6 separate regions of the Homo sapiens genome follow, and all the other regions are linked to region 1. Evidence: chromatin contacts called from ENCODE Hi-C or POLR2A ChIA-PET data. All regions are on one chromosome and are shown on one strand. Each heading gives the region's core, a stretch centred on a gene start or an enhancer-like site at or near the end of the contact. The rest is flanking DNA. Distances are from core to core; before and after follow the strand shown. Region 1 holds the start of PTPA (protein phosphatase 2 phosphatase activator). Region 2 holds the start of FNBP1 (formin binding protein 1). Region 3 holds the start of SLC27A4 (solute carrier family 27 member 4). Region 4 holds the start of URM1 (ubiquitin related modifier 1). Region 5 holds the start of ODF2 (outer dense fiber of sperm tails 2). Region 6 holds the start of SPTAN1 (spectrin alpha, non-erythrocytic 1).

The links. A loop is a pair of places that touch in the nucleus more often than their neighbours do. ChIA-PET counts read pairs that join two places held with the same protein, here RNA polymerase II (POLR2A). Pooled maps may share reads with other maps.
Region 2: a map of naive thymus-derived CD4-positive, alpha-beta T cell shows a loop between it and region 1 (5-fold over the local background). The contact joins the promoter of FNBP1 here to the promoter of PTPA in region 1. A Hi-C loop is called at or near these places in 3 of 168 maps with a recorded cell type or tissue (B cell, Right ventricle myocardium superior and naive thymus-derived CD4-positive, alpha-beta T cell), 2 of 37 single-sample maps with no recorded cell type and 9 of 50 pooled maps.
Region 3: a pooled map shows a loop between it and region 1 (11-fold over the local background). The contact joins the promoter of SLC27A4 here to the promoter of PTPA in region 1. A Hi-C loop is called at or near these places in 6 of 50 pooled maps.
Region 4: a map of PC-9 shows a loop between it and region 1 (13-fold over the local background). The contact joins the promoter of URM1 here to the promoter of PTPA in region 1. A Hi-C loop is called at or near these places in 1 of 168 maps with a recorded cell type or tissue (PC-9) and 6 of 50 pooled maps. POLR2A ChIA-PET finds 5 or more read pairs at or near these places in 1 of 52 experiments (B cell).
Region 5: a loop to region 1 is called in a pooled map, with 23 times the contacts of the local background. The contact joins the promoter of ODF2 here to the promoter of PTPA in region 1. A Hi-C loop is called at or near these places in 4 of 37 single-sample maps with no recorded cell type and 9 of 50 pooled maps. POLR2A ChIA-PET finds 5 or more read pairs at or near these places in 2 of 52 experiments (A673 and activated CD4-positive, alpha-beta T cell).
Region 6: a pooled map shows a loop between it and region 1 (26-fold over the local background). The contact joins the promoter of SPTAN1 here to the promoter of PTPA in region 1. A Hi-C loop is called at or near these places in 2 of 168 maps with a recorded cell type or tissue (breast epithelium and naive thymus-derived CD4-positive, alpha-beta T cell) and 8 of 50 pooled maps. POLR2A ChIA-PET finds 5 or more read pairs at or near these places in 3 of 52 experiments (GM12878, PC-9 and activated CD4-positive, alpha-beta T cell).

Annotation. Positions count from the first base shown.
Region 1 is chr9:129,108,562-129,113,541 of GRCh38, reverse strand. It overlaps PTPA (protein phosphatase 2 phosphatase activator), which reads right to left and starts at 2,127. Exons shown (of 10, transcript NM_178000.3): 1 at 1,911-2,127. The coding sequence starts at 1,941. It overlaps CRAT (carnitine O-acetyltransferase), which reads left to right and starts at 2,749. Exons shown (of 14, transcript NM_000755.5): 1 at 2,749-3,059. The coding sequence starts at 3,033. RefSeq lists silencers at 1,814-1,863, 2,554-2,993 and enhancers at 1,391-1,931, 1,864-2,143.
Region 2 is chr9:130,041,255-130,046,234 of GRCh38, reverse strand. FNBP1 (formin binding protein 1) reads left to right here and starts at 3,046. Exons shown (of 17, transcript NM_015033.3): 1 at 3,046-3,283. The coding sequence starts at 3,260. RefSeq lists silencers at 2,784-3,343, 3,524-3,683.
Region 3 is chr9:128,338,515-128,343,494 of GRCh38, reverse strand. SLC27A4 (solute carrier family 27 member 4) reads right to left here and starts at 2,968. Exons shown (of 13, transcript NM_005094.4): 1 at 2,657-2,968; 2 at 202-368. The coding sequence starts at 362. TRR-TCT3-1 (tRNA-Arg (anticodon TCT) 3-1) reads left to right here and starts at 3,329; the gene lies at 3,329-3,419. It also overlaps the pseudogene TMSB4XP4. RefSeq lists an enhancer at 1,626-1,805 and silencers at 2,442-2,841, 2,912-3,321, 2,950-3,591.
Region 4 is chr9:128,368,681-128,373,660 of GRCh38, reverse strand. It overlaps URM1 (ubiquitin related modifier 1), which reads right to left and starts at 2,287. Exons shown (of 5, transcript NM_030914.4): 1 at 2,246-2,287. The coding sequence starts at 2,280. RefSeq lists enhancers at 2,089-2,188, 2,252-3,115, 3,116-3,980.
Region 5 is chr9:128,453,948-128,458,927 of GRCh38, reverse strand. ODF2 (outer dense fiber of sperm tails 2) reads right to left here and starts at 2,922. Exons shown (of 21, transcript NM_001351578.2): 1 at 2,673-2,922. The coding sequence starts at 2,836. RefSeq lists enhancers at 1,641-2,376, 2,970-3,019, 2,377-3,112, 3,150-3,239, 3,113-3,849 and 1 more and silencers at 1,770-1,819, 2,030-2,179, 2,210-2,309, 2,440-2,749.
Region 6 is chr9:128,550,214-128,555,193 of GRCh38, reverse strand. It overlaps SPTAN1 (spectrin alpha, non-erythrocytic 1), which reads right to left and starts at 2,607. Exons shown (of 57, transcript NM_001130438.3): 1 at 2,498-2,607. LOC101929270 (a long non-coding RNA gene) reads left to right here and starts at 2,781. Exons shown (of 4, transcript NR_188457.1): 1 at 2,781-2,826. RefSeq lists an enhancer at 1-158 and silencers at 350-644, 2,194-2,963.

The sequences.
Region 1 (4,980 bases), core at 878-3,377:
CTGTGTCGGCCTCCCAAAGTGCTGGGATTACAGGTGTGAGCCACTGTGCCCGGAGTCATCACCAGAACTTCTAAGGCTAGCTTGTTCAACCCACAGCCCAGGACAGCTTTGAATGTAGCCGGACACAAATTTGTAAACTTTCTTAAAACATAGGCCAGGCACGGTGGCTCATGCCTGTAATCCCAGCACTTTGGAAGGCCGAGGCAGGAGGATCACGAGGTCAGGAGTTCGAGACCAGCCTGGCCAATATGGTGAAACCCTGTCCCTATTAAAAATACAAAAATTAGCCAGGCATGGTGGCGCACCTGTAGTCCCAGCTACTCAGGAGGCTGAGGCAGGAGAATCGCTTGAACCCGGGAGGCAGAGGGTGCAGTCAGCCGAGACCATGCCACTGCACTTCAGCCTGGGGGACAGAGTGAGACACTGTCTCAAAAAAAAGAAACACAAAACCATTATGAGATTTTTTTTTTTGCGACTTTTTTTTTAGCTCATCAGCCATCGTTAGTGTTAGTGTATTTTATGTGTGACCCAAGACAATTCTGCTTCCAATGTGGCTTAGAGAAGCCAAAAGAGTGGACACCCCGGTTTTTTTTTTGGGGGGTGACGGAGTTTCACTCTTGTTGTCCAGGCTGGAGTGCAATGCCGCGATCTCAGCTCACCGCAACCTCTGCTTCCCAGGTTCAAGCGATTCTCCTGCCTCATCCTCCCTAGTAGTTGGGATTACGGGCGTGTGTCACCACGCCCGGCTAATTTTGTATTTTTAGAAGAGACGGAGTTTCTCCATGTTGGTCAGGCTGGTCTCGAACTCCCGACCTCAGGTGATCAGCCCGCCTCGGCCTCCCAAAGTGCTGGGATTACGGGCATGAGCCACCGCGCCTGGCCTGGACATCCTTGTTCTAAGGGCACACACCCAGAGGTTTTGTACAAAATAAATGTCTGGTTTTGAATGTCCTAAGAAACGGAACCCAGCTCTTTGTTCACCTCTTTTGTGGGGCATGGAGGGGATGCCTTTTCTGATTTTCAACATTTCTCCCTCCTGAGACCTTCCCAGGGACCCCAACATTGGAGACAGGATAGCAAGAATATCAAATGCTTTCAAAACATTAGCTGTGTTTGGTCGGCCAACCTATTTGCCTCTGTCGGGAATGTAAAAGTTATCTATGGCCAGTCCTTCTTAGTTCAAGGTAGGTCGGCAAACAGCCTTCTCCTTCTGCACAAAAAGGGTCTCTAAGATCCTTCCGTAGCACCTCCATCCCAGTTATTTAAGATGAACTAAAAAGAGGCTACAAGGTAAATAAGAGTTACCGAAGGAGATGCCGGAGAGACTAACCTCCTTGCACAACCAGCCTTTTAAAATTAGGGATTTAGACACCACGGGCAGTTTCCCTCAATAAATTCTCAGGCACTGGAACCAGAGAGTAGGAGGATGAGGGGTGAGCAGGACGCGGAGGCCGAAACTGGAGGCGAGGCGGGCGCAGGCCCACGGAGCACCACCCCATCCCCTAAGCAGCGACTAATAAAGACGGCAGCCTCCGGAATCACTTTCGCCCCCCTCCCTGGCAGCTTCCCCACCGAGTCAGCAGCTTACTTAAGCACGCGCTGCCCAGAGATGCAAAAGGCCCCCTTATGACCACGGCGCTGCCCACCCAGCATTCGGGCAGCCTGGACTCCCACAAAACCCAGAGTTGCGCCCCAATCACCACCCCTTTGCAGCCCCTGGTTCCCTCCCCAGCGGCGCCCCACCACCCACCTCTCCCCTAAGGCCATTCAACTCAGTCCCTCCTCGGGGCCCCTCAGCTTTTGCCCCTCCAGTTCCTCCGTGTCATGACTCTCGCCCTCCTGAGCCTCCCACACCTGGCACCGCCCCCACCCTACCCGACCCCGGCCCGGCCTGGCCCCGCCGGCCTTACCTGGCGGCGGCTGCCGCTCGCCCTCAGCCATCTTGCTCCGGCCAGGAGCCGACCCGGATGCTTGCAGTCCCCTCTCGCCTTTCACTCTTGCACCCACCCTTCCTCTCCCCGGCTCCACCAAAGGCTCCGAGCTTCCTGAAGACAAGTGAGCGCCGGCCGGCTATAACCGAAAACCGAGAGTTAAAGTCACCACAGCGAAGACGGCCGCCATGTCGGTGCGGGGCGCTCAGGGAGCAAGCCTATTAACGGCCGGCGCGCGGCGGACGCGCGGAACCGGGCGACGGCCATGTCAGTGCGGGGCGCGCGGGGCGCATGCGCGCCAACGGCCGCCAAGCGCTAGGACCGCTCACGGCCGCCCGAACGTCGGGCGCCGCGACTGCCACGATTGTGCGGGGCGTCAAGTTTGGGTTGTGCTCAGCCATGTTTTTCCGGGACAGTCTCCTGTCCCGGAGTACCACCTGTCATCTTTGTGGGTGGTACTGACCCTAACCCAAGGAATATTAGAGGACATTCCCCGGTCAACATGGTTGTGTTTTCCTATCACTCTAAGAGTTAGGCTCAAGGACACCAGACGGAGTTGGAAAGGTGCACACCACTACCTCCAACAGCTTAGAAGACATGTGGGGACAGGGGAGAGACAGCTGGACGGTGACCTCCTCCTTCCTCCTCCACAGGTCTCAATGACTCGCCCTCGGCCCTGCCCCTCTGTCCCCGCCCGCCGTGGTCCCGCCCCCGACTCGCAGCCAGCCTACTGCGACCCGCTACCGGGCGACGCCCCGCCCCTCCGTCCCCGCCCCTCCTGTCCCTCCTCAAGGAGACTCCGCCCCATCGATGCCCCGTCCCCGCCCCACAGCCAACCTCCCGGGCACCGTTGCCCGCCCGGGGCCCGCTACCGGCCCAGGCCCCGCCTCGCGAGTCCTCCTCCCCGGGTGCCTTCCCGCAGCCCGCTCGGCCCAGAGGGTGGGCGCGGGGCTGCCTCTACCGGCTGGCGGCTGTAACTCAGCGACCTTGGCCCGAAGGCTCTAGCAAGGACCCACCGACCCCAGCCGCGGCGGCGGCGGCGCGGACTTTGCCCGGTGTGTGGGGCGGAGCGGACTGCGTGTCCGCGGACGGGCAGCGAAGATGTTAGCCTTCGCTGCCAGGACCGTGGTGAGTGCGGCGGATCCCGGGCCTGAGGGCCCTGGACGGCCTGGGCGGGCCGTGCGGTTGCGTCCGGGAACGGAGACCGCGTCCTGCGGCCGCTGTTCGACCCGGCCTCCAGCTGATGGGGTGGGGTCAGGCGGGCGTCCCAGGTTTGGCAGAGCAGGAGATTGGGGCGCAAGGTCAGAAGCGGGATTAAACCCACGTCCTGGAGCATTCAGTTCCAACGACCCAGGAAAGACAAGGGGGACCCCGGCTTCAGTTAGCACCCCCACCCTTAGACCCAGAGACAGGCCGGTAGGGGAGAGAGACCAGGAGCATCCAGACCCTAGCTCACTCTCCCAGTTATTCTCCGATTGACACACCCGTCGCACGCTTAGGCCAGAGCCACTCCTCCGACCCTGTCCAGTTGGTCACACTCCTTTGGTTTATCAGACGGTCCCTGGGGAATTGTGTGTGGCCAGAGAAACACGCGGAGGCATCAAGCTAGAAAGGCCTCAGAACTGGCAGGTGGCAGCCCCATGGTCTCCCTCCCCTCCAGCCCCCTTCCCCACCCTGGCTGTATCCTTCCCTCCAGCCCCCTTCCCCACCCTGGCTATATCCTCCCCTCTAGCCCCCTTCCCCACCCTGGCTATATCTACCCCTCAGTCCTCCCCGGTGAGCAGCCCGGATGCTAGCCTAATTTCAGTCCCTTCCGTCCCTGATCCAAGCATATGTTGCTGGTGTCTCACTCTGTCTCAGACACACACTACGGGGCCAGAGGGCGGAGGGTGCATCCAGGCTCAGGCCTAGAGGCTCTTTTAGGTGTTGCAACACCCTGAGCCTCCACCGCACCCTTGTCACTGTCTCCCAAGCTGCATCCATCCCACAAACAGCCTCTAGATCATCCTCCAGGACCATCCGACTGGACTGGTTACCTTCCTGCAGGGAAACTGAGGCAAGGAGGGACTTGCCCAGAGTCCCCTGGACCTGCTCATTCAAATCCAGCCCAATCCCAGTGTCCTTTGGTTTATTTTTCATACCAAAAGTCCTCCGCTCTTGGACCCTAGCTGAATGAGCCACAGCTCAGGAAAAAATGAGTGTTCGTAGAGGGATGGCTCAGATGGGTCCCAGGAGTCCTGGAGAGAAACAGGAAATAGGCAGGGCTTCTGGCTGTCCCATCCACTGATGGCCTTTTCCTGGTGTCTGCTCCCTTGCACCAACCCTAATTTCAGGACCGATCCCAGGGCTGTGGTGTAACCTCAGCGGCCAGGCAGTCTCTGTCCTCCAGCCAAGTTTTCCCTCATCAAAACGATCTTCGCAGATTCTGACAGGTGGATTTTTTATTACCTTTTGTCCTGACTCCCTGGCACTGAGCCCATGCAGAGAAGAAAGGAAAGAACTTTCCAGGTTCCCTTCTACTGGAATGCCCCCCCACTAGCCCTCTCACCTGCTCCCCATTCCTCTACTTCTGGGAGCTCGGGAGGGTGGAGCAGCTTCTAGAGTCCAGGAGCTTCCCCTGCCACTGCCACAACCCCCGATTCCACCACAGCCATCGCCACTGCCACCTGCCTCCCGCTGAATCTTGGCTCTTGTCTTCTCTTTCCAGCCCAGGCAAGTGGCTGCCTCTGGCTAGGTTCTGCTCACTCACTTTGTAGCACAGTTAGGCTTAGAGATCCAGCCAAGGCAGACAGACAGGGCCCAGAACCTCAGTCCTGCCATGGAGGAGGACGGGCAGCAGAGAGAGAAGGTATGGAACAGAGCTCCTGCCACTCGCCTGCCCACTGCAAGAGCAGCCTCGGGCCCTCCTGTCTCTGCCCACTCCAGGGCCTCCTGGACTTTCTCTTTCTCTCTCTGCCGCCTCTCACCCTCCATGCCAGGCCACCCGGCTCTCTCGCCACAGCACTGCCCTCACCCCACCCCTGCCCCATCTCAAAGGCAGGAGGAAGCC
Region 2 (4,980 bases), core at 1,797-4,296, 930 kb before region 1:
CTTTATGGTGACCAGTCCCATCTTGAGGTACTAATACTTAGGGACTGTCAGCCATCAGTCATCTCATTAGTATATAAAAAGACATCATTTTGGGGTTTTTAAGGATTTTAGGAGCTATACTTCAGGAAACAAGGTTGACGACAAAATATATATTTTGTAATATCACACCAAGATCATAATTTTGTAAATCAGTGTTCCCTAGATTTTACTGAGAGGTGAAACCAGTATCTGCAACCCAGATTAACCCCCTAGATAATATCAGCGTTTACATAGAGTTTAGAGTACCCCTGGTGAAAACTGATTCCTAAGTAGGTCAGGTCACAGTAGTTTGTTAATGGGGATACTTCCTTGTCTTAGAATCACTTCCTCCTGCTCTGAAGGGAAACTGAAATGGATTTAGTTCTTCCTAAAAAATGCTGTGCTATATTTTAGCCTTTTTTCTGCTGGCTTATTTCATTTTATCTCATGGCTTCATGATCATTGGTGTCTCTCTCCTTTATTTTTTGAAGATTCTGACACTTTCAAGCATTTTCCAGTTACTGCCAAAGCTTAATGAAGTTAAAGATATTTGCAGTGTTGTATAATTAACTCACATCCATAGAGTTCTGCGGCAGCTTTTAATGGGTTCCTTCCTATAACTAACAATCTCCTGCTTACTCGTCTTAAAAAGTTTCATCTTCATGTGGTCTCTTTTTTTCTTCTGCTGTCCCTTCCTCTTCCTCTTTCTCCTCTTTAAAGCAGCAGGTTGTTTTACTTCTTGATTAGAGTATTTTCACAAGTGGTCACTGTTTTTGAGAAGTCTCCAATAACTTGGTCAAGATTAGATCATTGTATTTGACTAAAAAGTCAAGCCCTGGCAGGAAGGTGATTACTGAGGCAATGTCTTGTTAGATAAACCTGCATTGCATGTACCGTTTCCAAATTTTAGCAGACTAAACTGTGCAGCATTGTTTGAATTTCCCCCTCCAACTCACTCTGGCTATTAATCTGCCTTAGGAGATAGGTAGCTGGCCGTTCTCATTGTTATATATCTAGCAGTCTCTGGAGGAAAGAGAATTCAGACCTGGTAACTGAGAGCAAAATATTTATACAGACACAAGAATGGGGGTGGGCAGGAAGGGAGGGTTGTAACTGAAAAAAGGCAGACCAAAACAGTTTTGACAACTTAAATTTATTGTAACTGCCCAACAAAGGAAGTAGAGTTGGAGGTTTATCTGCAAGAGGTTTTTTTTTGTTTTGTTTTTTGTTTAGTAGCTCCACCTCTTAATTTATTATTATTATTCATTTTATTTTATTTTTTGAGACAGTCTCGCTCTGTCACCCAGGCTGGAGTGCAGTGGCACAATCTTGGCTCACTCCAACTTCTGCCTCCCGGGTTCAAGCGATTCTCTTGCCTCAGCCTCCTGAGTAGCTGGGATTACAGGCGCCCTGTCACCACGCCCAGCTAACTTTTGTGTTTTTAGTAGAGACGGGGTTTCTCCATGTTGGCCAGGCTGCTCTCAAACTCCTGACCTCAGATGATCCACTCACTTCTGCCTCCCAAAGTGTTGGGATTACAGGCGTGAGCCACCATGCCCGGCTTTAATTCATTATTGTTAATATTTTTGAGACAGGGTCTTGCTCTGTTGCTCAAGCTGGAGGGCAATGGCACCATCATGGCTCACTGCAACTTCAACCTTCTAGGCTCAAGCGATCCTCCTGTCTCAGTCTCCCAAGTAGCTGGGACCACAGGTGCATGCCACCATGCCCAGCTAACTTTTTTTTTTTTCTTTTTGTAGAGACAGGGTCTTGCGATGTTGCCCAGGCTGGTCTCAAATTCCTGGCCTCCAGCCATCCTCCCACCTGGGCCTCCTGATGTGCTGGGATTACAGGCGTGAGCCACCAGACCCGGGTTAGCTCCACCTTTTAATGGAGGAGAATGATAAGCAGGTTGAAAATGGTGGGGTGGGATTGGAGAAATGCATCATCGTAAAATATTTTTTAACTGGGGGCCCATGTTGGGAGTCGCACGGTTTCTCAGAAAAGGATCCAGTAGTAGCATTAACCGAGGGAGAAAGATAAGCTGTGGGGAAAGGGCTAGTGATTCAGGAGTTGGAATTCCAAACATTTTCCATAGCTTGTCAGGAACATTTGTGCAGACCTTTGGATATATAGAGAGGGAGTCCGTCTGCTGATAAAATGAGCGCTGGGTTTACCAACCTTCGGCCTTGGCCCACCCCTGATCCTCACCGCCGGGCAGTGAGATGGACACGTTATTTGCCTCCATTTGGTGGACTGCGCTCTGCGCTTCCAGAGGTGGAGCAATTGTCCGCCTCCGCCCGGCCAGCACGTGCGGGAGGCTGGATTTGAACCAAACAAGTTATCTGTGTACCCCACGCCTTTGCTTTTACCCACTAGGCGGTAACGTGATTTCACGCCTGAGAGTTTCTTGGCTGAACAAGTTGGAAATCACTGGTTTCAGAGATTGGAAATCACTGGGTGCACGCCCCTGGATTCTTTCCCTAGCCACTCGAGGCCGTCGCGCTTGCCTCGACGTCTCTATTCGCACAGCGCGCAGTTACCACCGCCCCACTCCCACCGCGCCAGCCTGCGGGACTCTCGGGCTTCCCTCGGGCGGTGGGAAAAGAGCCTCCCGGGCTGACTCTGCTCGGCGCGCATGGCTGCCAGGGGAAAGTATTGTCCTTAAATCCAGAGCGGCGATACGCGCAGGGGAGCGATCTCAGACCGCGGCGGAGCATCGGTGATCCCAGGGCCTGCCGCGTTCCAAGGCAAGCGCTAGTACTGCGAGCAGACAGTGGTCACTAAGAAGTCATTACCAGATTGGCAGGGGGAGTCCTAGGGATCCGGGTCCCGCCGTCCCTCACACCTCCCTCCGCGTCCTTCCGGACCCCAGGGCGACGCGGACCCGGCCGGGGGAGCCCGGGGGAGGGGGCCGGGCCGGGGTGGGGCGGGCGCGCGTGCGCGAGCTGTCAGACCGGCCCCGCCCCTCCCCTCCCGCCCCTCCCCCGCTCTCCGGGTGTAGGGCGGGCGGGCGCTGCGGCGGCCGCGGCTGCTGCTTCCTCGGGCCATTTTGCTGTGGAGCGGCGGGGAGGAGGAGCCGCCGAGGAGACCCCGGGCGAGGAGCTGCGAGCCGGAGGAGGCCGCGCGGACTCCGGGCTTTCCGCCGTCGCGGGGATCTCGGGGGGCAAAGGGATCGCCGGGGAGGGGGACCAGAGAGCCGCGCCCGCCGCGCGGAGCGCCCCTTCGCGTCCCCTGCACCATGAGCTGGGGCACCGAGCTCTGGGTGAGTGAGGGGCTGGGCCCGCGGGCAGATGCGGGGCGCGCGCTGCGTTTCCCCGCGGCCTGGGGAGGGGGCGCGGGCCGCGCTGCTGGGCGGAGGCGAGGGCGCGCTGGTCGGGGTCCTCGCGGCCTGGGGAGGAGGCGGGGTTCCAATGCCCCTCGTCCGCCTTGGCCCGAGCAGGAGGTGCGGGCCGGCTTGTCCTTCGGAGGCGAGGGGAGTTGGTGCGGGTCCCCGGCGGCCTGAGGAACGGCGCGGGCGGGCCTCCCTGTCCCCGGCGCCCCGGAGCGGGCCGTGTGTGTCGGGCCGAGCCCTAATCCCCCGGGGCGAGCCGCGGATGCCCGGGGAGGGCCGGGACCGGGCGTGGGGGCGTGGAGGCCCCGGCTGCGCGGCGCTGCGTTGGGTCTCGGGGCGCCCCGGCCGCGAGTTCTGTCCTGGCTCCGCGGAGGCGCTGGCGGATCGGGCACTTCCCCGGGAGCGGGGCGGCCGGGGCGAGCGCCGGGGGTCGGGTTTTGGGGTGCTGGGGCGAGAGTGCGGTCTTCGCTCTGGAGGCGAGGACTTCTGGCCCGTGGCGGCTCCGGGCGCACTTGTTCTTTCGGGGTAGCTCAATCCTGAGTGGGATGTGGGCACTGCGACGTCTGGTCTGGAGGGGAAAGTGGGAGTTAGGGAGAGATCTTACGTGATCTACCTCAGGAAGAGGCGTTCGCGGGGTCAATGATCTTTAACGGTTGCTCGGAGAATAGTTTCCAGTGGGGAAAGTTGGCGGTGAGGGGCGCCTTGCGGGGATGCTTGGCCGGGGGATGCGCACGGTAAACGGGCAGCCCTCAGGGCTGAGGGCCGTCCCCGGAAAGGCGAGGGGCTGGCTGTGGATGGAGCTCTTTTCCTGCCGTCCCCGGATTCCTGGGGAAATCACTGGGCAGGGGATGGGCAGTGCGGCGGCCCGGGAAGGAGCAGACGAAATCTCAGTTACTGCACTGAAATGCCCTCAAGATGAGCCATTTCCCAGGATGAACTCTAAAGTGCCTGAACTACCTTTTGGAATTCTATTTGCAAAGGGTGTGGAGGAGAAAGTGTAGGGTGGTGTTGCTATCTGAGATGAGGCCAAGAAATCTCATATCAAAATAAAACAAGGTTAGAGCAATTACAGAAACAGAGCACATCCTCCCTTGTTTTTTGTTTTGTTTTCTTTTGCTTTAATTGTTTTTACATAACCATTTGTTAGGTACAGAAGCAGCTACGGTTGTTATTACCAAAATCCTGAGGGCAATAGCTCCCTTAAATTAAGATAATTCATTTTATAAACATCTTCTGCCTAAAAGGGATTCATGACAAAATTTCCGCTGATGTTTACAAGTATCCATTTTGAAAATAAAATAGTTTAAAATATTTGCACACACCAGTTTAGGCAAAATCTATGACTTTGAGTACCGTATTGAAGTTTCTTTCCTCTTCTAATCCTTCCACTCCCTTTAGCTCTCTTTAGCTTATCTGGGGTGGGGAAGCAAATCAGAAGTAATCTTTGTCAAGACAGTAGAAATTGTGGCACAATTTTTTTTTCACTTGTTCAGACAGGTGGATGGAATTATGGAGGGAAAATGTACAATATATTTCTGAGTGAAATAGGGACCGAACACAATACCTTGGTGGACAGTTCAGTGATGTTGGTGAATGGGATAGAATATAATTCCAAAGAGAGGCAGTGG
Region 3 (4,980 bases), core at 1,719-4,218, 770 kb after region 1:
GGGAGAAGACTTTGACCTTGGAGATGGAGGGACCAGGTACTATTGCCAGGGTACGGGTGTGGAGCAGAGGCTGCTGTTCTGGAACTCAGCTCAGCTGCCCTGTGCTGGTAGAGAACATGAGGTCTGGCCTGGGGAGATTTGGGGGACCAGAAGCTCACTGTAGTGTGGCAGACCCCAGGAAAGGCTGGGCCAGGTACTCACAAGATATCGCGCCTGATGGTCTTGATGAAGACCCGGATGAAGCGCCAGCCGCCAGATCCCAAGTAGAGGAACAACAGGGAGAATCCCACCTGGGTCCAGGGCAGTTTCAGCACCAGCTTGGAGAACAGCAGCACCCCCACCAGAGAGGCTCCAAGCAGCATTGTGGCCTGCGGACACAGGGCAGTTAGTGGACCCAAACACCCAACCCTCCAGGTCTCCTACCTCCCAGCCCAGACAGCCAGGCCACTGTGATCCCAAGGGGACAGCCTGTGGTAAGGCTTAGCCATACTGAGTTGGGTGACTGACCACAGGGGTCCCTTTCCAGGCTTGGCCTGGAAGGGGCAGGCTAGGGGCTTGGCACTTGAGGTGAGGAATTCCAAGAGTGAGAAGCAGGAGGCTGGTTCTCGTCTCATAGTCCCATCTCTGCCCACCATTCTCCAAGTGACCTTGGGCAAGACCTTTTCACATTTTAGACCTTAGTATCTGCCCTCTGTGCAATGGGTGTAGTGAGACGTGTTCTTTTTTTTTTTAAGTTTTTAAACTTTTTATTTGCATATTAAAAAAACTGTGCATTCCAATAATTAAAATCATTTGAACAAAAAAAAAAATGGCACTCTGATTAAACTGCATTACAGCCTGCAGGACACCTTGGGCCAGCCTGGTTTTACTCTAGATTTCACTGTCGTCCCACCCCACTTCTTCCTTCACCAACAAGCAAGTTCTTTCCTTCCCTGCCAGCCAGATAGACAGATGGGAGAGGCAGGCGCAGCCTTCGTTGTCAGTAGTTCTTTGATGTGAAAGGGGCAGCATAGTCATTTAAACTTGATCCAACCTCTTTGCATCTTACAAAGTTAAACAGCTAAAAGAAGTAAAATAAGAAGGCAATACTTGTGGAATGTACAATGCATATTGGCGGTGCACGCCTCATTACGATTCGCTTGCTTGCTTCTCCTGTTCAATCGTTTCTTTGGAAGGCAGTGGATTTTTCTCTTGCATCTCTGTCTTCTTCAGTTTCGACTTATCGAATTTCTCAATCTCAGCCATATCGGGTTTGTCAGACATGGTTGCGGAGGAAAAGCGGAGCGAGGCATGCGAGAACGAGCGAAGTCTGGTCTGCGCAGTGGCCACCACCGAGTTGTCCTGAGACGTGTTCTAAGAGGCTTTTCTAGCCAAAACATGACAGTTCACTCTTCTGACATCCAGGGTCCCTAAAACCGGATGGCCTGGGGGTGGGTACTGACTTAAGAGCCTCTGGCTCGCTGGCAGTGGTGGCTCACACCTGTAATCCCAGCACTTTGGGAGGCCGAGGCAGGCGGATCATGACGTCAGGAGTTCGAGACCACCCTGACCAAGATGGTGAAACCCTGTCTCTACTAAAAATACAAAAATTAGCCAGGCATGGTGGCACACACCTGTAACCCCAGCTACTCAGGAGGCTGAGGCAGAAGAATTGCTTGAACCCGGGAGGCGGAGGTTCCATTGAGCCGAGATTGTGCCACTGCACTCCAGCCTGGGAGACAGAGCGAGACTCCGTCTCAAAAAAAGAAAAAAAAAGTCTCTGGCTCGACTCCCCACCCAGAACCCAGGGAGGTTCTGTGGATGACCAGGCCAAGTCAAAGGGGCAGCTCCCTGGAAAAGGAGCCCTGCTTGGTCCCTGCCCATAGACTCAGGTATCGCAGTGCGTCTGTTGGTCTATAGAGGGCGACCCAGAAAACGAGTTAGAGCCTGGAAGTGCTTGAAAGGTGACCGCCCAGGGGGCAAAGCTGATTGAGGGAGGCGAGGAGGACCTTGAAGACACCACCACCCATCACACAGACACACACAGCCACTCGGATGAATCTTTGGGGTCTAGGGCTTAGGGGAAGGCGAATGACTTGACTGTGCTTCAGGGGCTGGGTTGAGCTAGGACTCTTGGGTTCTATTCCTGGAGCTTTGAGGACTCGATCAAGGGGACATCTGATGGGACTGTTTTTCTCCGAGTTTTCCTGTTCTTGGGAGTAGATGAAGGTCACAAATGTGAAATGGCCTGAGAGCCTCCAAGCCAGGAAAAGGGAATGGTCTGGACCACAAGAAGCCCTGGGAGACCATCTCCCCCTCCCCCTCGCGAAAAGCAAAAGCCGGGGGCGGGGGAACTGAACCAGAGTCCTCAACCCCAACGCCAGGGTCCAGGGTCCTCAGATCTCTGGCCTCCCATAGCCCGCCATAGCAGAGGGGCAGGAACCTGTCCTGGAAGGCTGGGGCAAGAAGAGGCCAGAAGAGGGTGACTAGTTCCCTCGGGCCCCTGTCCCGGGTCACGCGTGCCGCCCTCGCCCCTAGACAGCAAGGTAACAGTGCGTCTGTCGGGGAAATAGCGCCGCAGGGCGCGCCCCCCACCTGGGGTCCGCACCGCCACCTCGCCCGACTCGGCCTGGCACATGTCCCCACCCGGGAACCCACCAGCCCGGTCTATGCTCACCCGGCGTCGGCTCCGCCGCGCGGCGCCCCGTCCAGATGCGGCCCGGTTGCAGCAGCGTAGACAGCGTGAGGGGCATTAGCCGCCCCTGGACGCACGGAGCCGGGTCTCAGCAGGGTTTAGCCGGCTCTGCGCCCTGCATGGCCCGGCCGCCCCGCCAGCCCCGCCCGCCGCCCGGCCCCGCCCGCCGCGCTCCTACCCCGCCCGCCTCCCGCACCCCAAACCTGCTGTGCCAGGCCGCAGCACCGCCTGCCGCACCTTCCCCGAAGCCGGCAAGCCACAGAGCCGGCGGCGCAGCGCAGCCCCAGCGCGCCTGACGCCGCTCGGCCCCAGCCCGCCCTGCTCGCGCAACGGCTTCGGGCGGCGCCGCCGCGCGGCACGCTGGGAGTTGTAGTCCACGCCGCGCGGCCCCACCCAGCCGAGGAGACCCCCGAGTCCGCGAGGAGACAGGCGGGCTTCACCCCGGCCCTTCCTCCCTGCCGACCCCGGCCCTTGCCCCCTGCTGTCCCCAGCGCCCGGATGTAGGAAGAGCACCCCAGTCCACACCACAGCCGAAAACCCGGAGCACGCTCTCGGGCCCCGGCCGAGTTCAGCAAACACCCAGCACCACACCTAGAAGCTCGCTAAGAGGGCGGTTTCAGGCAGAGGTGAGCGGGGCGGCCGGGTTCCGCAGCCGGCTCTGTGGCGCAATGGATAGCGCATTGGACTTCTAGCTGAGCCTAGTGTGGTCATTCAAAGGTTGTGGGTTCGAGTCCCACCAGAGTCGAATTTTGATGGCTCCTACTCCCTGACTTTCACCTGCGTGTTTTAAGGACTCCAGGACCTATCTAACAAATAAGGTTCAGAACGAAAATCATAAGTCACACCCAACTTTGCTGCGACACAGCCATAAACCTGGTGTCTAGGTGACTACGAGAAATCCTTTCTCGTACCATGGTGTCTTGTGAGCAGCCTGGCACACCTGTTGGCACAAAGGACACGGATTTGGAGGCCCTTAGTTAACTTCACCATCTATGATCTCTGGTCCCTGCAACAAATCAGTTAACCTATATTTGTCATGCCACCCTTATTTGTCATGCCACCTCCAGAGCCATAGGCGAGTGGCCAGATTCTCGGCCCTGTTGGGACTCTTGGCCTCTGAAAAATTGGTTTCTTGTTAAGTAACCATGTTGGGCATCCACAGTTGCCACTTGTCCTTAAACATTAATAGATCCCTGGGAGGCTGAGGCAGGAGAATTGCTTGAACCTGGGAGGCGGAAGTCGCAGTAAGCCGAGGTTGCGCCACTGCACTCCAGCCTGGGCGACAGAGCAAGTCTCCATCTCAAAAAAAAAAAAAAAAAAAAAAAAAAAAAAGATTCTGGGACTGGCGTGGTGGCTCAAGCTTGTAATCCCAGCACTTTTGGAGGCTGAGGCAGGAGGATCACTTCAGCCAGGAGTTCAAGACCAGCCTGGGCAACATAGTGAGACTCTGCCTCTACAGGAAAAAAAAAAAAATTAGCCAGGTAGCTCTTGCTTGTACTCCCAGCTACTCAGGAAGATGAGGTGGGAGGATTGCTTGAGCTCTGGAACTTGGGGCTGCAGTGAGCTGTGATTGCACCACTAAACTCCACCCTGGGCAACAAAGTAAGACCGTGTCTCAAAAAATAAAAATAAGCTGGGCACAGTGGCTCATGCCTGTAATCCCAGCACTTTGGGAGGTTGAGGTGGGCAGATCACATGACGTCAGGAGTTCGAGACCAGTCTGGCCAACAGGGCGAAACCCTGTCTCTATTAAAAATACAAAACTTAGCCGAGCGTGGTGGTGCACGTCTGTAATCCTAGCTACTCAGGAGCTGAGGCAAGAGAATCACTGAACCCGGGAGGCAAAGGTTGCAGTGAGCCGAGATTGGGCCACTGCACTCCAGCCTGAGCAACAGAGCAGTGAGAGCCTGTCTCAGAAAACTAATAATAATAAAAATAAAGATGAAATTTTGGTCTGATAAGGATTTGGACCTATTTCTTCTGGAATATAGGGTGCCTCCTTTTGGGGACTTGAGTAAATTCCAGCACCACATCCTTCATGGGTATCACCATCAGGAGGCAGAATGTGCAGTGGTATGGGCATGAGCATTGAGTTCGCCTTCTCAGCTGAAAGGTCAAGATTCATTTTGTTCTTACATATAAAAAATGGGACATACTAATTAATAATACCTCACAGGGTCAGCGTGGAGATTTGTGGGGAGTATTTTTTTTTTTTTTCCGAGACGGAGTCTTGCTCTGTCGCCCAGGCTGGAGTGCAGTGGCGCGATCTCGGCTCACTGCAAGCTCCGCCTCCCAGGTTCACGCCA
Region 4 (4,980 bases), core at 1,038-3,537, 740 kb after region 1:
ACACAAAACACAACTATATTACATACTTTGAATCCTGCGTGACCTGAGAAAACGCTCTGCTGAGAACAATTCAGGGGGAAGACAAAGGGTGGCAGACGTGGTCACTGACAAGAAGGAAGGTGTTAGAGGCCTTCCAGAGGGTCTCTGGAGGAGCTGGTGGGGCCAAGAGGACTACATCTGCTCAGGAGGGAGACCCTTCCAGAACTGGAGTGGGAGTGGGGCCACTAAGGGACAAAAGAGAGAAAATGAAGGGCGTGTTAGCCTTTGCAAATTTGCTCCAGTTCTGGATAAGGGTGAATCATGTCTGCTAAGATACATAGGAAATGAAAGAAAGGTCAGGGCAAAAACGTGCATCAACACAAGGACAAAGAGAGAAGGAACCTGGGTTGAGCATCATGTTGGGCATTCCTGAGAATGCTGCAATTTTCATGGAACGCTGTGCTGTGACAGGAGGTGATAGAAGGTGGGTGGGTGGGTGGGTGGGTGGAGGAATGTTGTCCTGCCTTGCCAGGGGTCATTATTGCTCTTGGAGGTAAGGGAGACTGAAGTTAGAGATGATTGGGTCAGAAAAAGGGCAATTGTGCTGGTTTGTAAGCTCTGGAGAGCAATGGCCCCATCTTCCTCACATGACTTCCCCACTGAGCTAGCACAGTACCTAGCAGAGACATTGTTGATAAACAAAGACCATGTCTGACTCATGAGGATGAAAGGCAAGTTGTCTGCAGATAAATCTTCTTTTTTTTTTTTTTGGTAGAGATGAAGTCTCCCCATGTTGCCAAGGCTGGTCTCGAATTCTTGGGCTCAAGCAGTCCTCCTGCCCAAGCCTCCCAAAGTACTAGGATTACAGGCATGAGCCTCCATGCCTGGCCCAGATAAATCTTAACACAGCAGTCTGTGGCTTCTCTCTTTCCAGCTCTGCTGAGGCCTGTCAAGGAAGCAGGGATCCTCCTAGAATCCCAGGCTTTGGGGAGTGTAGCTGGGCCAAGGGTCAGTGAGGCAAAACAGTGAGGAGTCCAGACCAATACAGTTCTAATTGGATCCAAGCAGCCAGACAATATCAATTAAAATGCACTTAGTCATGAGACTTACCCCCCTTCTAAGGGGCAGAAATGCTGAACGCTGTAGGGCACGGACAGACTTCTATTTATCTTTGTATCCTCAGTGTCTGGCTTGCTGCCCGGCACATGGTAGGCACTCAATAAATGGCTGGTGAATGAACTACCCAATTAAGGGAAAACATGAAAGAAATGGGAGGCATCCAATGAGAAGAAAGGCACTGGGCAGAGGTTTTAGATTCCCATCCCAGACTTTTCCTGTCACATAGACCTTGGCTTATCTACACACACACAGGCACACACACACACCTACCTATTCCACACACACACACACACATCCCTACCTATTTCCTCTTTTCCACGTGATACTGTAAAGTACACCACCCATCTTTCAAGGCCTGTTTCTTTGCCTTCTCTCTAAGCTCTGCAGTTTCCCTCAGCTTTGAAACCATATGACAAACCTGTTTGTAGGAAGCACAAATAGTGCCTTGGGTAGACTTCCTCCCTGCTCTGTGTTTCTTCAGTAACTGGTGTGTGTCCCAATCTCTGCATTTTTCATCTTGTGTATACTATACTGTCCCTGTTAGTTCCCTTCAGTGTGATTTCTTATTTGTCCCCGTGTCTCCACCTGACTCCAGTTCTGCAGAAGGCAATCAGCAAGTTTACTGACTGTCCTGAAGGAGGCTCAGGTCTGTTTACCATCCCCAAGTCTTAGGAAAGAAAAAGAAAAAAGTCCCGCCCTGGCCACTACATCCCACGAGAAACAAGACCTTAATAACAGTGTAAAAAGAAACTGCTGCCCAAAGAATGAAATCAGCGGGTGGAGGGTGGTCCTTCTAGGTTCTAGGAGCTCAGATGCCAAACAGATGGGATTGGTCCGAGATAGGAATGGAAAAGAAGAGAGAGAGGCTGCCTGCTAACAGTCACGACCTCCGACTCCGGCGGAGCACAGGGCACCGAGTGGTACACAGAGAGCATTTCCCTCCCAATGTGCGCCTCTATTTCCGGACAGACGGCCTCACTGCCAAGAGAGACTGGCCTCTCAGACTCTCCTAGGCGGGTAGCGTAGCTCACAGCGGGCACTGGGACACCCAGTGATTCGGCCGTGTCAGGCCCCACGGCAGAAGGAAAGGAATTCTGGGCCCGACGACTTCAATCCATCCCCACGGCGCCCCAGCTCTGTGACTCACCCGAACTCCACCTCCACTGACAAGGGCGCAGCCATGTTGAGGAAGCCGAGCTCGCAGGAAACTCCCCTCAACTTCCGGCGCGCCCGCAAATTTCCGGGCGTCTCCGGGTGCCGCGGACGGAAGAGGCGGTGCCCAGGGATCCAGCTTCGTCAGCTGTTGGAGGAAGTCATCGAGGGGAGGGGAGGGGAGGGGAGGGCAGCGGAGGGAAAGGGGTGGCAGAGGGACTATCACCGGCGCTGTTGGGGCTGTGAATCGGTCTCCTTCCGTCTTTCACCGACTGGGCTCAGAGACCCAGGGTGGGAAGCGCCTTGTACGGGACCACAAGCAGGCGGAGGAGAGCCCCCAGGTTTTTTGCGACGTGACCGTGAGCCACGTAGCTGCTTATCTTGCATGAGTTAGAATCTCTTCAGTCTACACACCGCTTGGGCCAGCCCATCTACTCGTCTGGTTGGAATTATAAATGACTCCCAGATCTTTATTTCCGACCCAGAATCTCTCCTGAGCGGGCGACTCGCTATCCAGCCGCCCCCTTTGCTGTCGATTTGGAAGTCACTCGTTCAACAGCTGTTCATTGCGCCTCCCTGTGCCAGGCATTTTGATCGGTGCTAGTGGTAAAGGGGATGGGCAAGGTTCCTGCCTTTAGGGCACTCACAGTCTAGCGGGGAGACTAACTGTAATCAAATAAGCATACTAAGACATGTACAACCTCAAACTTAAATAAAGGAACTGAAGTTATAGGAACTTCAAAAAGAAAACTGAGTAGACTGGACTTGCTGGGCTCTAAAACCTGAGTAAACTAGGTGGCTGTGAGGGGAGAGAAACCTCTAGGAGCATTCCAGTGAGGAGGACAAAAGGCCCAGAGGCTCTGGGTGAGAACATGCTGGAACATGGAGAGGAAGGTGGAAGTTAGGGAGCCTGACTTTCATCCATCTAGAGAGGGAGCTGCAAAGGTGCTCAGGGGCCAACCCCTGCCTTGTAAGCAGGTAAACATTTCAGTCTCTAGGAGCAGTGGGAGACTACTGAAGGGTTTTGGGAGACAGTGACATTTTAGAATTGTGTTTTAAAATATAATTTCTGGCTGCAATATGGAGAATGATTTGAGGGGAATAAGGAAAGAGACACGGAGACCACTGGAGCCTGTTGCAAAAGCTCAGGGCAGGCCGGGCGCGGCGGCTCAGGGCAGGCCGGGCGCGGCGGCTCACGCCTGTCATCCCAGCAATTTGGGAGGCCGAGGCAGGCGGATCACGAGGTCAAGAGATCAAGACCATCCTGGCCAACATGGCAAAACCCTGTCTTTACTAAAAAAATACAAAAATTAGCTGGATGTGGTGGCGTGCGCCTGTAGTCCCAGCTACTCGGGAGGCTGAGGCAGAAGAATCGCTGGAACCCGGGAGGTGGAGGTTGCAGTGAGCTGACATCGAGCCACTGCACTCCAGCCTGGTGACAGAGCAAGACTCTGTCTCAAAAAAAAAAAAAAGCCCAGGGCAGAAATGGAATGAAGTTGGCCAGGCACAGTGGCTTATGCCTGTAATCCTAGCACTTCGAGAGGCCACGATGGGCGGATCACGAGGTCAGGAGTTCAAGACCAGTCTAGCCAACATGGTGAAACCCTGTCTCTACTAAAAATACAAAAATTAGCCAGGCATGGTGGCAGTCTCCTGTAATCCCAACTACTCTGGAGGCAGAGGCAGGAGAATCCCTTGAACCCAGGAAGCAGCAGAGGTTGCAGTGAGCCGAGATCGTGCCACTGGACTCCAGCCTGGGCGACAGAGTGAGACGCTAAAAAAAAGAAATGGAATGAAGTAGACGGCCTATGGGTATCTAAACACCAACACTTCCAAAACTGAACTCAGCATTGGTAGAGGATGATGGTGTAGCCTAGTGGTTAAGGGCAGAATGATGTAATAGTTAAGATCTAGGAGTTCAGGTGGAATGGGTGTGGCGACTCACACCTGTAATCCCAATGCTTTGGGAGGCCAAGGCAAGAGGACTGCTTCTGGCTGGGAGTTTGAGACCAGCCTGGGCAACACAGCAAGTCCCTATGTCTGTAAATGTTTCTTCAAAAATCAGCCAGGCATGGTGGAGTGTGCCTGTCCCAGCTACTCAGGAGGCTGTGAGGGGAGGATCACCTGAGCCTGGAGGTCAAGGCTGCAGTGAGCCGTGATCATGCTATTGCATTCAGCCTGCATGACAGAGTGAGACTCCGGAGTGCAATGGCATGATCACAGCTCACTGTAATCTTGAGCTGCTGGACTCAAGGGAACCTCCTGCCTCAGCCTCTAGAGTAGCTGAGACCACAGGCACTGATAAAGTCCTTCCTTCCTTCTAGTCCACCATGCCCGGCTAATTTTTAAAATTTTTTTGTAGAGACATGTTTTCACCATGTTGCCCAGGCTACTCTCAAACTCCTGGGCTCAAGCAGTCTGCCTGTCTTGGCCTCCCAAAGTGCTGGGATTACAGGTGTGAGGCACCACACTGGGCCAAAAAAAAATTGTTTTGTTTTTGAGACAGATTCTTGCTCTGTCACCCAGGCTGGAGTGCAGTGGCATGACCTCGGCTCACTGCAATCTCTGCCTGCCAGGTTCAAGAGAGTCTTCTGCCTCAGCTTCCCGAGTATCTGGGACTACAGGCTTGCGCCATCATCCTGGCTAATTTTTGTACTTTTAGTAGAGATGGGGTTTCACCATATTGGCCAGGCTGGTCTCGAACTCCTGACCTGGTGATCTGCCCGCCTT
Region 5 (4,980 bases), core at 1,673-4,172, 660 kb after region 1:
GGCTGCAGTGAGCCGTAACCACGCCACTGCACTCCAGCCTAGGTGGCAGAGGGAGACCCCGTTTCAAAACAACAACAAAAAAGAAAAAAAAATTTTTTCAAAGAGCATTAGGCTCAGGCACGAGAGGTCACTGTGACGCACACTCATCAAATTAAGGCTCAAATATTCCCCTAAGAGAATAAAAAAGTATCTAGTTCCCAAAATATTCCACTTGCTATCCTTTAAGCTCTCAAGCAGCAGGGGATTTTTTTTTAATGCCATGTCTAATTCACCTTGCTTACACATATACTGTACAGCTCCATCACCAGATCTGCAAAGACAGCCAAATAAAAAAAAAAAAAAGAGAGAGAGCAAAAGTCTATTTGCTCCAAAATCTTTCAGCAGTATATCCAAAAAGTCCAGGATGGGAAGGGCCTTGGAATAACCATCTGATCCATCTCCTGGCCTTTTTTTTTTTTTTTTTTTTGAGATAGAGTCTCGCTCTGTCGCCCAGGCTGGAGTGCAGTGGCCCAATCTTGGCTTACTGCAACCTCTGCCTCCTGGCTTCAAGCAATTCTCCAATTCTCCTGCCCCAGGCTCCTGAGTAGCTGGGATTACAGGCGTGTGCCACCATGCCCAGCTAATTTTTTATGTTTCTAGTAAAGACGGGGTTTCACCATGTTGGTCAGGCTGGTCTCAAACTCCTGACCTCAGGTGATCCACCCACCTTGGCCTCTCAAAGTGCTAGGATTGCACAGGCATGAGCCACCGCACCTGGCCCCCCAAAGTGGGGGGAGATCAGAGAGGCTGGAGCGACCAGGGGGTGGCAGGGAGGGTGGGGCAGAGACAGGGAGGTCCAAAATTATCATCTTGCCCTCTTTACAAACACTTGGGGAAAATAATGCAACATCAAAATGCAAGGAAAAAAATACTTGAGCACTTTGGTATGCGTTTTGCTGTATATGTATTACATCGTGATTTTAAAAAGAGGGGAAAAAAAAAAAATATATATATATATATAGACCTCTACTGATCCTTTAGCCAAGGAATACCAAAACTGAGAAGACAGGCTTTTTTCCCTAATCATTTAGAACATTGTTCACGTAAAGCCAATAGCTTTGGGAAATCTCTCAGTGGGTTTCTTGTCAAACCACCTGGATTCCATTATCTTGCTAACTGCCACATCCACCTCCTACGTGTTATTTATTTACACCTCGACTCCCTTCAAAAAGGCTCTGAACCTAGTACTCTATTATATAAAGACAACAAGAGTGACCCTGTTTGCTTCCAGGAAGCTGTGACATCTGGGGAGGGAAGGAGCGAGGGAGGTAGAGCTAGGATTGTGTATACATTTCGTTCCCCCTTCCCTTTAAAAACGATTTTTAAACGTTTTGGTCCAGACTTTCAGCAAACACAATGAGGAAGCTGGAAGCCTCAGGCGAGCCTGCCCTGGGGACCCCTGGCCACCTTTCCCTGCCCTCCGGCGCAGGCGCCTCCCACATCGGCAATACCTGGGGGAGCCGCCTGAGGATGAGGCAGACATGGCTAGGCATCAAAGCCGCAAAGGTGGGCAATTGGGTCAGCAGGCTCTGCTCAGGGGGACCCAGAGGGGCAGGCTTGTCAATGAGCCTCTCAAGGGGCCCGGCATCAAACGTCCTCTCTGAGGGGAGAAGGGTGGAAGCTTTGGGGTTGGCAGTTGGATGAAAACTTGGGAGGCGCTCCTCTACTGTCCAAGTCGCACAGCAACTGTCCTGCCAAAGTAGGGGGAAATAGTAGAGGCTGAGCGACCTGGGGGCAGAGGGGAGGAAGGGGAGGGGACGGGGCAGAACCGCGAGGGAAAGGACCACCGCGCCCGGGTCCCACGCGGAGGACTGCCGGTGGCTACCGGGGGAAACCTGAGGCGCCGGCGGACGTGCGGAGAGGGCGGGTGAGAACCGCTCGGCCCCAAGTGGGCCCCAGAGGGCCAGAACCGCGCAGGGAGCCGCGGGGATGCTGGGGCGGGGCCGGACAACTGTCTCCTAGGAGAAGGGGCGTTACGGAAGAACAGATGCCCGAGAGGACCAATAGTGTTTAAAGGAGGGAGGCGCGGAGGTTGCACGGGCCCCGGGCGCCCCGCCGCGAGGGAAAACCGAACAGAGTTCTGAGCAGGATAGACGCCGGGCTGGGAGGGGGCGGGCGGGACCCCCCCCCGCCGGGCGAGGGCCCTGGCAAGCCGGAGACGGTGCCCGGGGGACAGCGCTGCCTACGGAGGGCGTACAAGTGACTGCCATGTGGAGGCCCGAGGAGAGGACGAGGCGGTCGGGGCGATGCCGCCGACGGGCAGCAGAGCGAGGGAGAGCCTCTGTCGGCGGAGAGAAGGGACGGCCACCCACCAGCAGGCAGGAGGGTACCGGTTTCTGCCCATAGAGAGAAAGGTGAAGCCCTGCCCGCGGGCGGCAGAGGAGGGGCAGAGCCCCGTGGTAGCCAAGAGAGGAAGGAGGCGGCCGACCGCCCGTTAGCGGGAGGAGGAGAGGCCCCGCGCCGGTGGGCGGGGCGGGGGCCCAGGTTCTGACAGGAGGGGGACGAGCGCAACGCGGCGGGGAACCCAGGACCCGACGGCCCCGCGGGGTCGACCGCGCCGGGGGTGCGAAGGCGACGGTCTCGCCCGCGGTGCCCCGGAGGGCGCTGGATCCCGCCTGCCGGCGGCCTCTCACCAGGAGCGACACGGCTGCGCCCAGAAACGCCGCCTTATGAAGTCGTTGAAGTCGGAGGCCAGGGTCGTGCCATGGAGACGCCGCGGCGGATGCAGTCTGGCTCTGGCAGCGGCTCCTCCCCGCTTCCGCCTCCTTTTCCGACACCCGGTCGGCAGCTCGCCCATTGGCCAGTTCAAACCCCCCCGGGAGCCGCTTGGGTTTCGCCATCGAGGCCCAGCCCCTAGCGTCACAGAGATGCCCCGCCCCGCCAGAAGGGCCGCCCACTTCCGGGCCACGCGTCCCGTCACCAAGGAGACGTGCTACGCGTCCAGCGGGCCTGGCCGGGTCTCGCCCCCCATTCAAGGCCTTTCCCGCTCGGCCCTGTTTCCCCTGCCTTGGATCCTCCCGGATTCCCCTCACTCAAAGGAGCGTACGGTTCCGACGCCCTCCCCTCGGTACCCACCAGGAAACTAGGCTCACAGAGGACCCATGGAACTAGTTATTGGGAGCTGCACACTGCCTCCGAAAATCCAGCCCTGCCCCTAGTCCACTATTAATGCGGAGATGGAGTCGGCTTCTGCGCATTCCCCGGCCTCTCCCCTGCCCACATCGCCTCTGTCTTGGCCCCAACAGGAGAAAGGGTCGGCATTCCCCTTGCTGTTCTGTTCACTACCTTCCTGCACTTTTTTTTTTTTTTTTTTTTTTTTTTTTTTTTTTTTTTTTGAGACAGATTCTTGCTCTGTTGCCCAGGCTGGAGTGCAGTGGCGCGATCTCGGCTCACCGCAACCTCCGCCTCCCGGGTTCACGCCATTCTCCTGCCTGAGCCTCCCGAGTAACTGGGACTACTGGCGCCCGCCACAACGCCCGGCTAATTTTTTTTTGTATTTTTAGTAGAGACGGGGTTTCACCGTGTTGGGCAGGATAGTCTCCATCTCCTGACCTCATGATCCACCCGCCTCGGCCTTCCAAAGTGCTTGTATTACAGGCTTGAGCCTCCGCGCCCGGTCTACTACCCTCCTGCACTCTCTATGCCGCTCTGTGTACAGACCTATTCTGATGAGGTCCTTGCTGGTCCGCCATCTTCTCAATTATGCTTCACTGTCAGCCAGTCAGGGGAGGTCTGTCACGTGGCTCATAATGCCGCCCTGGAATCTGGGAGACCTGAACCACCTCCGGGCCAACTGGGCCACAGTCCCTTGACCTTTCTCCAGTGACCCCGCAGCACCTTAGCCACACAGCTCCAGGGTCACACAAGTGTTTCACCTGCAATCCTAAAGTCAGACTCGCAAACAAAACCTGCTTTTCCGCCTCGCTTTCACAGTATACTGCATACTGAATTTGTTCTGTAATGTCAGGGAGCTCCCCAATCCCTTGATCCATTCATTGTCTCTCTGTTGAATAATTGATAGATTTCCTAATCCTCATTAACCATTTAAGACTGCGGTGGCTCACGCCTGTAGTCCCAGCACTTTGGGAGGCTGAGGCAGGCGGATCACCTAAGGTCAGAAGTTCAAGACCAGACTGCCCAACATAGCGAAACCCCGTCTCTACTAAAAATACAAAAATTAACCGGGCATGGTGGTGTGTGCCTGTAATCCCAGCTACTAGGGAGGAGGAGGCAGGGAGAATTCCTTGAACCTGGAAGGCGGAGGTTGCAGTGAGCCAAAATCACCACTACACTTCAGCCTGGGTGACAGAGTGAGACTCTTGTCTCAAAAAAAAAAAAAAAAAAAAAAAAGTATATACAGGTTCAAGGAAAAGAGGACAGGAAAAGGAGGTCCCGGTCCTCCTGGGGCAGGCAGGAGATGGTTCCCAGAGGTGATGGTATTGGAACTGAGCCATGAAAGGTGAGTGGAAGTTCGCCAAACAAGCAGCAAAGGGAATTCTAAACAGACTGCAGTAGGTACACAGGTACCACATGCAGGTACAAGAGAATACTGCATATTCTATGAAGCATCATCACTGCAGTCCCTTGAAGTGTTACAGGGCCAGCGATGAGAGAAATCCTGCCAAAGTCAGCAGGACCAGACTATGCAGCGTCTGATAGGCCAGCCTAAGGTGTTGGACTTCATCCCTCAGAAGCCTGGAAAACCATGAGAGGGTTTTCAGTATTTCACTCTAGGCTGGGCGCTGTGGCTCACACCTGTAATCCCAGCACTTTGGGAGGCCGAGGCAGGTTGATCACTTGAGGTCAAGAATTTGAGACCAGCCTGGCCAACGTGGTGAAACCCCGTCTCTACTAAAAGTACAAAAATTAGCTGGGCGTGGCAGCCGGCGACTATAGTCCCAGCTACTCAGGAGGCTGAGGCAGGAGAATCACTTAAACCCA
Region 6 (4,980 bases), core at 1,358-3,857, 560 kb after region 1:
TCTAAATCCCACAAGGGATTTAAAATGTGGAAGGAGAACCAAGGTTCCCAGGTCTTGGCAGTTACTTTCTAGATATGCTGCCCTGGTCAAGTCTCATTCTCCTTGGGGCCTCAATTTCCCCACTTGTTAAAGTAATAATACCGAATATACTTTTTCAAACTAAACATGCCTTCCTCCTGAGGATCCCAGGACAAGATGATTCCTAAATCCCCTTCCATTCAGCAATAAAAGAGCATGACTTCATGAAATTGCCACAAAGTAGAACTCAAGCCACAAAGATCTGACTTGGGCCTAGTTTGCCAGTACACTTACTTTACAAAATACTATTTCCTGTTCAAAATTGGTACAAGAGGAATATGCAAAAAAGGTGGAAGAGAGGTGATGGTTTGCAGCACAGCTGCTCCAGTCAAGTGGCCCCCAGTGATGAGCTATGCAGTCCTCCTCCTCCTCCGCATTCCTGGAGTCAGCATTTGCCACTAGGGCGTTGCATTCTTCTACAGTACAGCCGCAGCTGATATGCTGCAACAGATGAGTGCGTAACTAGTGGGATCCCTGCATAGCCCACGGAGGACTGATTACAAAGGCAGGCCAGCCTTGAACACACTTGTCCATTCTTAGTGTAGATTCAGCAGTGACAGGACATGGGGGACTATTCCTGAGATCCACTTTTCAGGATCTGCAGTTGACCCCCAACTTTGGATGAAGGCAGGTAAGAAAAAGCAGAAAAAATTCTAACCCAGGGAACCAAAAGACATACTTAAAACAGCTCTCCCCATGTGCACCTCTTCATCATATTGCTTGACAGGCTTACACTGCAGCCTGTGACATACCAGATTTCTCCAATTATTAGATGACTACAAAACACACTGCCAAGACCAAAGCATATCAGAGAATCAGTTACTAGGCTGATGGTTTGCCATAAGAACTGCTTCACACTTGTCCAGGATGAAGCAAAAATCCTCCTTTCCAGTCTCTCCATCAAGGTCCCTGGATAACAGTTAACACACTTTGAGGGTCCCTTTGAGTAATTATTGGCCCAGTTACTAAAAAAGGCTTATTGTTAATTTCCTGCACAGAGGCCTTTACTGCAGCACTTTTTTTTTCCTCCGCAGCACATTCAATTTGACCTTTCAAAATCTAAGACATTAGTTAGCTGCAATGAAAGGGAAAATAAACGACTAGTTAAGGAGTCGGAACCTTGACTCAATGGCTTCATATAGCTGAGTGTTCCTCCTGCTATTTCCAAGATTTTCTGTTTCCTGGCTCCAAGACACCCCCACCCTTCCATCTTTGATACATTCTGTTTTACTTAAGGCCAATTGCTATGACGACGCAATTTCTCAACACATTATGAAAATACTTCATATGGCCTCTCTCCTGTTCTTCCCGAACAGCCATGATGGTAAGTTTTTCTAAAATAACATGATGAAGACAGAACAAAGGGCTTAAATATTTTAGGATCTATTATATAAAAGAGATCTGATTAGATGTTGGAACAGTTCAAGCATCATCTCAACCCAGCTTTCTGAGCTATTTAGGCTTTTCATTTAAAACATATTCAACTTTTAACAAGGCGCTTATTTAAAATATATTTTACTCTAGTACATCAGAGACTTTTGAAAGCGATGTTCTAGGGGAAGCGTCTAATCAAATTCTCAGGGACAGCTTTCAAACAAAAGACTGTTCTATCATTCAACAGTGGTATGGTAGAATTTTTGACACTGTATCTCGACTCGAAAGACCCAGTCCCAGGAAACACACACACAAACAAGAACGCTAAGCTATTAAGTTATTTGATTTGAGCCACATACCATGCAAGCACTGCATTTACCTATTATTTACAAGCAAATCACAACTAGGAAGAAAGAAAAATGTTTATTACAAGGAAAGAAAAGGAGACGGCCAGTCTCAGACCCTTCTGCGTTCAGAGAGACGGCAGAGATTCGCCATGCAGGATGAAATTAAGGTCAGAGAGCCGTTTACGCTATGCTCGGGCTCCCCGGGCTCTTCCTCCCTCTACGGCTGGCCGGCATTGCTGGTGCGATTCGGAAGAACGAGCTGCAGAAGTCGCTCCCGGCCGAGGGAAGGGACCGGGGGCGGTGCGGGGAGCGTTCTGCAGGGAGGCGGCTGGCGAAGATCCCGACGAGGGAGCCCCCACCCACCTGCCGCAGCCGGATGGGGCAGGGCAGGGCCGCGCCGCAGCCAGGCTTGGGGGTGGTTGGGAGGGACCCGGCGGCCTCGCGCCCCCTCCCCCCGTCAGTGACATTCCAGCGGCGGCGCCGAGCCTCGGCCCGGCTGCTCCTCCGCAGCCCACGCGCCACAAAAGCAGCGGCAGCGGCTTCCCCCACTCAGCCGAATGGAGGCAGCCCCGCGGCCCGCCCGGCTCACCTGTCCGCGCGCCGGCCCCGCCCCGCCTGAAGAGCTGCCCAGCTCCCACCCGGGGGTCGGCTGCCCGGGGCCCCGCTCCCTCCCGGAGCTCCCCGGCTGCCCCTCTCACCGGCTCTCGGGGGGTGAGGGGCGTGGGTGCGTCGGGCCGAGGGGTGCTGAAGGACCGAGGAGCCTCCGCGGCCTCCGCTCCACACCGTTCACTCCGCAGCGGGTAGTGGCGGCGACGCGCGCGCCCCGCCTCTTTTATAAGCGGCTACGCGCGCTCCCGCGGCGGGCGGGCGCGAGCGCCGGGGGAAGCGCCCCGGCGCTGCGCGAGGGGTGGGGGAGCGCGCCGGCGGAGCAAAGGGGGCGGTGCTCCCGCCGGCTCGCCGCCCGACCGCCCGGCGGAAAGGGCCGAGCGATCCCGGAAGGAGCCGAAGCGACAATGCGGGGGAAGAGGTGAGCGAGGGGCGGGCCGCGGGAGGATGGGGAAATGGGGCGCGCGCAAGGGGTGAGGGGTGATGGTGCAGTGAGGTCACTGCCTACGCCCTGGCGGTAGAGACGCTCCCGCCTCACCTCCCTCCCCGCAGCTTGCGCCCCGCCACCGCCCGCCCTGCGGACAGTCGTCTGCATCGCACCACTCCGCCCTGGGAGCTCTTCCAGGACTGCGGAGAAGGGCGGGGCGGGGGTATCGCTGCAGTCTGGCTGGGGATGCTGCGCGCCCCGGCCGGAAAAACGCCCAGTCCCAAAGGGTGAGATCACCCGAGTGCGTCTCTTCCTGCTCACTTTCCCGAGGAGGAGGCTGGCGCTGGGGTCCCAAGTCAGCCTAATTCGGTGGGGGCTGGGGTCAAGAAGACGCGGATGATTTGGGGCCCCGGGTTTGAGGAGGTGGTGAGAGGAAAAGGCCAAATCCGAATCAGAAAAAAAATTAAGTCGACTAATTTGGGGCATAAAGCTGTCATTCTGGGATTTGGAGAGTTAATTTCTTATGTTCTTGGAGATTATGGGGGAGGAAACGGCAGCGGCAAAATAATAATTTCTTACATTCCTGCAACAAAAGCTTTCTCACAGGTCGCCAGTGGAATAGGCTACATTCATCCTATTTCATAAACAAGACATTAAGGTTCTTTCTGGCACAATTAATCGAACTTGCCTTGTGTACTAGGCACTATGCTAAGTATTTCGTGTTACCTTTTCATTTCTTAATCTTTGCAATAATTTTATGAGATGTTTTCCCATTTTACAAATGGGCACTCTTACATAATGCTCATGTAGGCTAAGTCTCTTGGCCCAGGTCAGGCAGCTACCAATTGGAAGAGCTAGGATTTACATCTCAGCAGTCAGAACCTTCCCTTTGCAACCGTATGTGTATTGCCTTCAAATAGGAAAGGGAGGCATTTTGATGCGGGTGGCTGCTGGGGTGCAGAAAGAGAAAAATAAGATTCTCAGAATTTCTGATACTTAAAGTCCTAGCAGTTTAAGGTCCTGGCTCTAAACTCTGTAGCCAGAAGCCCTGGATTAGGAAGCCCTTTCCCTATCCCCATTCCGGTGACAGCTGGGCCGCAGCCACTGGGAGTAACACCCAGATCATTCCTGTGCAGTCAGGCAGACGGGGAGCTCTGCAGCTTAGGAAGGCTTCAGCCTCCTGGTTACCAAGCAGCTCTCCTCTTTAAATAAATATAAAGTCATTGGACACTGCACCAGAATCTGGGCCCAGACCTGGCCCTGAGCTTCCTGGCCCTCTGCAGTTTGGCTTCTTTCCCCGTGCCTGGGACCTGCAATACGGTTTCTAAGCTGTCCTGGCTGTAGCCATGATACTGAGGAAAAATTTCCCTACCCACTCACTCCATTGGAGTGGAGAGAAAAGCAGTGACCACACCCCAGAAGCTGCTTTAGAGAATCTGTGTAGGAGAAACGTAGGAGCTGAGAGGCATTTCCTGCAATCTTCTATGTAGAGAAAACAGCGCTGAGCAACTCCTCCCTGGAGTGTGCATTTCTGAGAACAGCTGATGGTATCCGTGGCCTCTTCTCCAGCAGGTTGCAGTAAAATGTTTGATCAGATATTCAGCTCTGGGTACAAAATGGCTAACACAATTGTAGCTCCCTAAAATTTCCAAGACCTTCTGCTCCAGCAAAGAAAGCACCTTGGGACTGAGGGGCAGGAGCTGTTCAAAAGGGAGGGTTTTTCTATTAAATCACCCTGGCCCCATAGTGAACTGGGGGTTCTGCTGCTTTTGCTGGATGCAAAATGGAGACCTAAGAGAGAGCTCTGTATTGATAGAGAAACTAAAATCTTATTTGATTCTTTGTGTGATCTGAGACATGACCAAGAAACAGTATCCCCAGCGCTCTCCACCTCCCACCCACTCACCCTGCCTTCTCTGCACTTGGCACTTGAAACCAGCCATTCTTCACTGTTCTGTTGTCTGCCTACCTCACCTCCCACCAGTTTCACCATATGCCTAACACCCTAGTAGGTGTGGAAAGCTGGGGGAAAAAACAACAACAGAAAAAGCACAGGACAGTGTAACGACTTTGTAACCAATCAACTCCATGTTCTCAGTCACACCTCTCCTGGCCTCCTAAAAAGCAGAGGGTTGGACTGAATTCTCA